Regions from separate parts of the Homo sapiens genome. Here region 1 is linked to region 2. Evidence: read pairs that join two places in POLR2A ChIA-PET (ENCODE). Cell type or tissue: GM12878. All regions are shown on one strand. Each heading gives the region's core, and the rest is flanking DNA. Links, peaks and the distances in the headings are about the cores only. Region 1 overlaps BLM (BLM RecQ like helicase). Region 2 overlaps LOC105370969 (a long non-coding RNA gene).

Evidence for each region. Peaks named below come from ENCODE experiments on the same cell type or tissue, not always from the same donor. Only the 100,000 strongest peaks of a DNase experiment are listed, where the experiment ranks them.
Region 1: POLR2A ChIA-PET joins it to region 2 with 6 read pairs; 5 of 35 experiments call an interaction of 5 or more read pairs at or near these places.

Annotation. Positions count from the first base shown.
Region 1 is chr15:90,744,361-90,748,677 of GRCh38, reverse strand. BLM (BLM RecQ like helicase) reads right to left here. Exons shown (of 22, transcript NM_000057.4): 2 at 1,188-1,289. The coding sequence starts at 1,285. Among named protein-coding and RNA genes, the nearest start is that of BLM, 29 kb to the right of the region's middle. In GM12878, for the core only: no CTCF peak of the experiment used is centred there; no DNase peak of the experiment used is centred there.
Region 2 is chr15:90,848,502-90,852,893 of GRCh38, reverse strand. LOC105370969 (a long non-coding RNA gene) reads right to left here. Exons shown (of 3, transcript XR_932610.3): 3 at 1-152. Among named protein-coding and RNA genes, the nearest start is that of FURIN, 18 kb to the left of the region's middle. RefSeq lists enhancers at 1-47, 58-147. In GM12878, for the core only: no CTCF peak of the experiment used is centred there; no DNase peak of the experiment used is centred there; H3K27ac peaks cover 746 bases.

The sequences.
Region 1 (4,317 bases), core at 1-4,000, 100 kb after region 2:
TAACTCTGTTAAAATCTGCAGGACAAGTAAAAGACGCAGGAATCGTGGCTATCTGCTGGATTTAATGATCTCAAAGTCAGTGGTGACTTCAAAGCCAGGCACCCAGAACAAAGTCTACAACCTGGTAAAAGCATCACTTATAATATAAATTATTATTAGATATCATTAGAAGGAGTCTGGAGTATAGCTTAGAGGAGAGGCAGAACTGGAGAGCTGTAGTTTCCTTATAAACTGTTCTTCGAAAGTATATAAAATTATATTAAAATAATTGGCCGGGCGTGGTGGCTCACGCCTGTAATCCCAGCACTTTGGGAGGCCAAGGTGGGCGGATCACTTGAGGTCAGGAGTTTGAGACCAGTCTGCCCAACATGGACAAATCCTGTCTCTACTAAAAATACAAAATTAGCCAGGCATGGTGGTGCATGCCTGTAATCCCAGCTACTTGGGAGGCTGAGGCAGGAGAATCACTTGAACCCGGAAGACGGAGGTTGCGGTGAGCTAAGATTGTGCCATGGCACTCCAGCCTGGGCAAGAAGAGCGAAACTCCGTCTCAAAAAAGAAAAAAAAAAAAAGGCTGGGCACGGTGGCTCATGCATGTAATCCCAGCACTTTGGGAGGCCGAGGCAGGTGGATCATGAGGTCAGGAGATCGAGACCATCCTGGCTAACAAGGTGAAACCGTCTCTAAAAAATACAAAAAAAAATTAGCCAGGCGTGGTGGCAGGTGCCTGTAGTCCCAGCTACTCGGGAGGCTGAGGCAGGAGAATGGCGTGAACCCAGGAGGCGGAGCTTGCAGTGAGCCAAGATCGCGCCACTGCACTCCAGCCTGTGCGACAGAGCGAGACTCCGTCTCAAAAGAAAAAACAAAACAAAACAAAACAAACAAAAAAACCCCCCAAAACTTAAAAAACACTTATTTGCCCAAATTTACAAGATCAATTATTCATTTACTCAACAAATCTTTATTGAGCAAATATTATGTGCCAGGAACCATGCAAAGATGAGACACAATCTCACCTGGTGCTGCTAAAACATACTCTACCATTAATTGGCAAAGTGGGAAAATCAATGAATCTCTCAGCTTCATTTCCTCATCTGTACAATGGGGGAGTTTAAAGAGAAGATATCTCATGTGTACAATGTGGTAAGTTAGTGCCTATGTGACAGCAAACCAGTCAAAACACTTACGAAAATTTTGGTTTTGAAAGACTTAATTTATTATTAAGTGTTCTGGCTGAGTGACGTTCTAGTTGCTCCTGTAGATTATTTTGAGGAACAGCAGCCATAATCCTAAAAAGTGAGGGAAAAAGAAATCAGTGGAGTTAGGTACTTTGCATTAATCACAATGTTTTTTGAGGGGAGGAAGGACTTGATTCAAACAGGCATTGTTCCAACTGTGCCCAGAGTAATAGGACTTTTTTTTTTTTTTTTTTTTTTTTTTGGTCAATAGACTGTTTTGACATTTACAACTAGTGACACTTGAAATATATAATCTTCAACTAACTGAAGGCTCACTTGAATAACAGAATAACCAGGTTCCCCCTCTCTTCCTCCACAATGCTAAAATAAGTACAAAAGACATTAGGGAGGGGATTATTAGGAAAGGGCTTTTAGAAAAATGGGACCTGGCCTGGAAGGATAAATGAAAGCTGGAAGGGAGCGAGGTGGGAGGAAATGATCAAAGCACACGGAAAGCCCAAAGAACAAATGAATAACTGAATTCTGCACAAGGGCAGAACTGGGGAAAGGAGGAACACCACCACCAATGAGAGCAAAGGTTTACCAGCAAGATACTATGCTTCATAATCATCTAGTTTCAACCTGAAAGAATACGTTTACCAAGCACATTTATATCTCTGTGTAACAAGCTGTGGTAACGCTGAGCTATAGCCCAGGATAACAAACAGCTTAAACCACCTTAAAATTACTGGGGCTAAAGGAAGATCCTAGCTGTAATCCATGCATAGTTAAAAAAATCCTCACTTTAGCTGATAGTTATAACCCCATAAACCCTTTTCCCTACCTTTACTAGACATCTATTTTTATTTTATAGCATATATCTTAGGAGGCAGGGTTAACACTAGATGATATTTCTAGAAATATGAAGTTTCGCATAAGCCGTGTTCCACTCATTAACCCATATCTATCAACCATCTTGACTTTAGATAACAGTGAAAATCAGAATTTAGAAGAAACTAAGTTACATCCAATTGAGAAATCTTCATGTTTATAAGCATGATCATAATACAGCTTTTGTCCCACTTTCTCCAGAAGGAATTATTTCTGCTTCTTTTCCCTCTTTAACATGCTTTAGGTAATATAGCTAGTTATTTAATAAACATTGAATAATTCACACTGGCATGTGAATTATATCTTAATTATTACCCCCAAAAAAGTAGATGGAAGGAATGAATCCCTACATACCTATCACCCAGATTCAACAATTATCAACTCATCCAATATTGTTTCAGCTATACATACACCCTGAGGTCCTTACTCCACCATTTTGGAAGTCCACCTCCAAAATGGTGACATTTCGATTCTGTTATTACTTCTTTCACTCATTAGCAGGAATACTTTTTGTTTGTTTGTTTTCTTTCTGAGACAGGGTCTTGATCTGTTGCCCAGGCTGGAGTACACTGGCTCAATCACAGCTCACTGCAGCCTCGACCTCTTGGGCTCAAGTGATCCTCCCACCTCAGCTTCCTGAGTTATCTGGGACTACAGGTGTACACTACCACAACCCAGCTAATTTTTAAATGTTTGGTAAAGACAGGGTCTCACCATGTTGACTAGGCTGGTCTCGAACTCCTGAGCTCAAGTCATTCTCCCACCTCAGCCTGCCAAAGTGCTAGGATTACAGGTGTGAGCCATGCGTAGCCAGCTGTAAGACTTTTATCGTAAGTTTCAAAATAATGATGCAGTACACTAAAAGCCCATACTTCACTACTATACAGTATATTCACGTGGCTGGCAGCAGTGGCTCATGCCCATAGACCCAGCACTTTAGGAGGCTGAGGTGAGCGGATCGCTTGAGCCCAGGAGTTTGAGACCAGGCTGGGCAACATGGCAAAACCCTGTCTCTAAAGAACTATAAAAAAATTAGCCTGGCATGGTGGTGCGGGCCTGTGGTCCCTGCTACTCAGGAGGCTGAGGTGGGAGGACTGCTTGAGCCTAGGAGGCAGATATTGCAGTGAGCTGAGATTGTGCCACTGCACTCCAGCCTGGGCAACAGAGCAAGACCCTGTTTCAAAAAACAACAAAAAAGAAGTCTACACTTGTATCCCTTACATACATTAACAATAATAAATAAAAAATGATATTCATTCTTTCACCACCTTCAAATAGTGATGAATTTTTTTTCAGTATCATTATGAACTCATGGATTAAACATATTAGGTGTGTTTCAATCCAATACAGTGATCATCCTTATTGATTCTCAAATTGATTCATGTTTGGCCAGTGGGAGTCTTTTCAGGCGGGCTCTTCAGTCCTTATGACTTAACCTTATGAGTCATTGAGAGCTTCTTTCCTCTCAAAAGATGTTCCAGGCATACCTTATGCATTTTTTTGCACCAGATTTGGAATCGGCCATTTCGTCAAGCATCCCTAATTCTTGTTTTCTTTTTCTTTTTTGAGACAGGGTCTCACTTTGTTGCCCAGGCTGGAGTGCAGTGGTGACTCACTGCAGCCTCCGCCTCCCCAGCTCAAGTGTTCCTCCCACCTCACCCTCCCACACAGCTGGACCACAGGTGCACACCACCATGCCCCACTAATTTTTTTGTATTTTTGGTAGAGATGGGGTTTCACCATGTTTCCCAGGCTGGCCTCGAACTCCTGTGCTCAAGGGATCCTCCTGCCTCCGCCTCCCAAAGTGCTGGGATTGCAGGTGTGAGCCACCGCGCCCAGCCTCCCTGATTCTTTTTAATGGAGAATATTTTAAGACCTTAATCTCTGCATTTCCTAGGGCACTTCACCATTTGGAATCCAGTTTAAAAGTATTGATCTTGGCTGGGCACGGTGGCTCACGCCTGTAATCCCAGCACTTTGGAAGGCCGAGGTGGGCGGATCATGAGGTCAGGAGATCAAGACCAACCTGGCCAATATGGTGAATCCCTGTCTCTACTAAAAATACAAAATTAGCTGGGCATGGTGGCATGTGCCTGTAATCCCAGTTACTTGGGAAGCTGAGGCAGGATAATTGCTTGAACCCGGGAGGCAGAGGTTGCAGTGAACCGAGATTGTGCCACTGCACTCCAGCCTGGTGACAGAGCTAGACTCTGTCTCAAAAAATAAATAAATAAATAAAAAATAAAAG
Region 2 (4,392 bases), core at 219-4,218:
TGAGGCAGATGGACGTGGTGATGAGCCACAGTGAGGTTTCCCCCACATCCTTTTGCCTGCCCTGCTGCGTCTGCTGCTGAGTCAGAATCCATCTGGGGAGCCACCGTGGGATGTACTATGATGCACTGGGCAGCCTCCGAGGGCCAGGCAGGCTTTGAAGAGAGGCAAGAAGGTCAGAGGAAAATCAGAGGCACTCTGTTTCCACCTGCATCCACTGCTCAGTCCCCGGGGTCATTCTTTGCCAGTCTCAGACCTTGCCACAGTGCTCTGGCCAAAGCGCCCCTTAGGCACGCCTTGGGGACCCCAACATGTGCTCATGCCAGGCGCTGGCCTGGGCACATCCCCATGCTCCCTGGCACAGCCCTACAAGCTGGATGTGGCAGGAGTGAGGGCTGGTGCCTGACCTGCATCTGTCTCAGCCCTTCCCTACTCACTGCCTCCACTTACGGAGGCTGGAGCTTTTCAGTGGGGCACAGACATTTTGGCATTTGGGTGGGACATTTTTTTTTCTTCTAGGGCAGGACAATTCTTCATATAAGACTGTTCTATGCATTGCAGCTAAATCATTGTGACAACCCAAAATGACTCCACACATTTCCAAACATCCCTTAGAGGTGTGAGTTTGACCCAGGCTGAGACCCACAGAGCAAATGTTGGATCCGTGCAACCGGCAGCCTGGTTGCAAGGCTTCCCTTTGGCAGTGACATTGAGGGGAAGTCTTCAGGTAAACAGGTTTTTCTAAGAAAAAAGACAAAGATGATGAATCCTCTCTCTGACCTCCTGAACCAAAACCAGCAACCGCACATGGCTGAGCTTTTCAAGATGAAATGAACAAAGCTGCTGTTTTGCGGGAGGTTGGAGCTCTGCAGTTACCTGCAGCCAAATGCATTCCTAACTGCTACAGGTGAGGAAACAGGCACAGAGTGGTCAAGCCACTCGCCCAAGGTTGCTTCACTGGAAAGGAGGGAAGCCAGGATTCACACCCAGACATTCTATGATTCTGCCCTGACTCATTCCAGCTTTTCTTTCTTTCTTTTCTTTCTTTCTTTCTTTTTCTTTCTTTCTTTCTATTTCTCTTCCTTCCTTTCTTTTTTTTTTTTTTTTTTTTTGACAGAGTCTCACTCTGTCACTCAGCTCTGTAATCCCAGCACTTTGGGAGTCTCAGATGGGCAGATCACCTGAGGTCGGGAGTTTGACACCAGACTAGCCAACATGGTGAAACCCCATCTCTACTAAAAATACACAAATTAGCCAGGCGTGGTGGTGGGTGCTTGTAATCCCAGCTACTTGGGAGGCTGAGACAGAAGAATTGCTTGAACTCCCACAGGCAGAGGTTGCAGTGAGCTGAGATCACAGTACTGCACTCCAGCCTGAGCAACAGAGCAAGACTCTGTCTTAAAAAAATAAATAAAAATAAAAATGGCCACAGAAACATTTCCAGTCCCATGTGTTACTCCAGAACCTTACCACTCTCCCATAGGGGAGAGTGTCCCACGGTGGCTCCCCAGATGGATCCTGACTCAGCAGCAGACGCAGCAGGGCAGGTGAAAGGATGTGGGGGAAACCTCACTGTTGCTCGTCACCACGTCCATCCACCTGACCCAGTTCCCAGCAAGGAGTCAGCCCTGATGGGCGTGTGCCTCGGCCACAGCTCCTCAGTGGGCCAGCAAGGTGCCTCAAAGGTCCTCTGCCACCTTCAAGATTGGGCAACAGGAGAGGTGGACCTGGCCCCACCCTGGCCCTGCTTGGTGTATCTTATGATAATTCACTTTGATGTTGTTTCTTTCATTTGTCCGGCCATTTTCCATTGTATGAGTGTATCATACCTTGTGTATCTCCTTGATGACGTTTCCAATTTCTTCCTCCTGGGATGCTCATAGAGCTTCTGTAGAGTCTCTGCCTGGAAGAGGAATGCTCACAGATGTTCTCACCTTCACCCTGATCTTGACCTGACCTTCAAGCTGCCATTTTGTGTCACTTCCAAGTGGCTTTACCAATCTTCTCCAGAGCTGGTGGGTTTTTATTTGTTTGTCTGTTTGTTTGAGACGAAGTCTTGCTCTTTTGCCCAGCCTGGAGTGCAATGATGTGATTTTGGCTCACTGCAACCTCTGCCTCTGCGGTTTAAGTGATTCTCCTGCCTCAGCCTCCCGAGTAGCTGGGACTACAGGTGCGTGCCACCATGCTGGGCTAATTTTTTGTAGTTTTAGGAGAGATGTGGTTTCACGGTGTTAGCCAGGATGGTCTCCATCTCCTGACCTCGTGATCCACCCATATCGGCCTCCCAAAGTGTTGGGATTACAGGCATGAGCCGCCGCGCCCAGCCCAGAGCTGGTGTTTTTAAGGAGTCTCATTTGGGTCTACATTTAATAATATCAGCTTTTATGTTTTCTTCCATTTTAAATTATCTGATGGGTGAGACATAATATCTCCTTGTTGTTTTAATTTACCTTTCTCAGCCAGGCGCAGTGGCTCACGCCTGTAATCCCAGCACTTTGGGAGGCTAATGTGGGTGGATCACTTGAGGTCAGGAGTTCGAGACCAGCCTGGCCAACATGGCAAAACCTCGTCTCTACTAAAAATACAAAAATTAGCCAGGCGTGGTGGTGCACACCTGTAATCCCAGCTACTTGGGAGGCTGAGGCAGGAGAATTGCTTGAACCCAGGAGGTGGAGGTTGCAGTGAGCTGAGACTGCACCAGTACACTCCAGCCTGGGCAACAGGGTGAGACTATCTCAAAAAAAAATTTACATGTCTCTGATACTATTGAGACAGAGACTTTTTCTGTTTTTGAGGCAGGGTCTCACTCTGCTGCCCAAGCTGGAATGCAGTGGCATGATCATAGGTCACTGTAGCCTCCATCTGCTGGATTCAATCCATCCCCCTGCTTTAGCCTCCAGAGTAGCTGGGACTACAGGCATGCACCATCATGCCCGGCTAATTATTTTGTTTTCTGTAGAGACGAGGTCTCACTTTGCTGCCCAGTCTGTTCTCCAGCTCCTGGACTCAAGTGATCCTCCCACCTTGGCCTCCCAAATTGCTGGGATTATTGACATGAACCACCATGCCCAGCCCAGAGCCTCTTTTTCATATGATTATTGGCCATCTAGGCTTTTTTTTCCTATAAGGTTCATAACCTGTGCCAAATTTTCTGTTGGGTTGGTTGTCTCTCTTCTTGATTTGCAGAAGACCTTTACATATTCTGGATACCAATTTGCTGATTATATTGCAGATATTTCCTCCATATTGTGCATATCTGTTATTTATTTATTTATTTATTTATTTATTTATTTATTTTTGAGACAGGGTCTTGCTCTGTCACTCAGGCTGGAGTGCAGTGGCCCAGTCTCAGCTCACTGCAACCTCTGCCTCCCAGGTTCCAGTGATTCTCCCACCTCAGCCTTCCAAGTAACTGGGACTACAGGCATACGCCACCACACCTGGCTAATTTTTGTATTTTTTGTAGAGACAGAGTTTTGCCATGTTGCCCAGGCTGGTCTCAAACTCCTCAGCTCAAGTAATCTGCCTGCCTCAGTCTCCCAAAATGCTGGGATTACAGATACGAGTCATGGTGCTCAGCTGTACGTATCCTTTAATCTTGTGGCATTTTTTTTTGTTGAACTTAAGATTTAAATGTCAATATCATCAGACTCATCAATTTTTTTCCATTGTAGCTGATACCTTTTGTGCCTAAGATACTCTTTCCTGTCAAAAGGCATGAGGAGCTGGGTGCCGTGGCTCACACCTGTAATCTCAGCACTCTGGGAGGCTGAGGCAGGTGGATCACTTGATGTCAGGAGTTCAAGACCAGCCTGGCCAACATGGTGAAACCCTGTCTCTACTAAAAATACAAAAATTATCTGGGCGTGGTAGAACACACCTGTAATCCCAGCTACTTGGGAGACTGAGACAGGAGAATCGCTTGAATCCGGGAGGTAGAGGTTGTAGTGAGCTGAGATCACGCCATTGCATTGCACTCCAGCCTGGGCAACAGAGTGAGACTCCATCTCAAAAAAAAGAAAAGAAAAGAAAAAAAAGGCTGGGCACGGTGGCTCACGCCTGTAATCCCAACACTATGGGAGGCTGAGGCGGGAGGATCACCTGGCATCGGGAGTTTGAGACCAGCCTGACCAACATGGAGAAACCCTGTCTCTACTAAAGAAAAAAAAAAAAAATTAGCCGAGTGTGGTGGCGGATGCCTGTAATCCCAGCTACTGGGGAGGCTGAGGCAGGAGAATCACTTGAACCCAGGAAGGGGAGGCTGCGGTGAGCCGAGACCGTGCCATTGCACTCCAACCTGGGCAACAAGAGCAAAACTCCGTCTCAAAAAAAAAAAAAAAAAAAAAAAAAGAAGGCTGAGTGTGGTGGCTCACACCTGCAATCCCAGCATTTTGG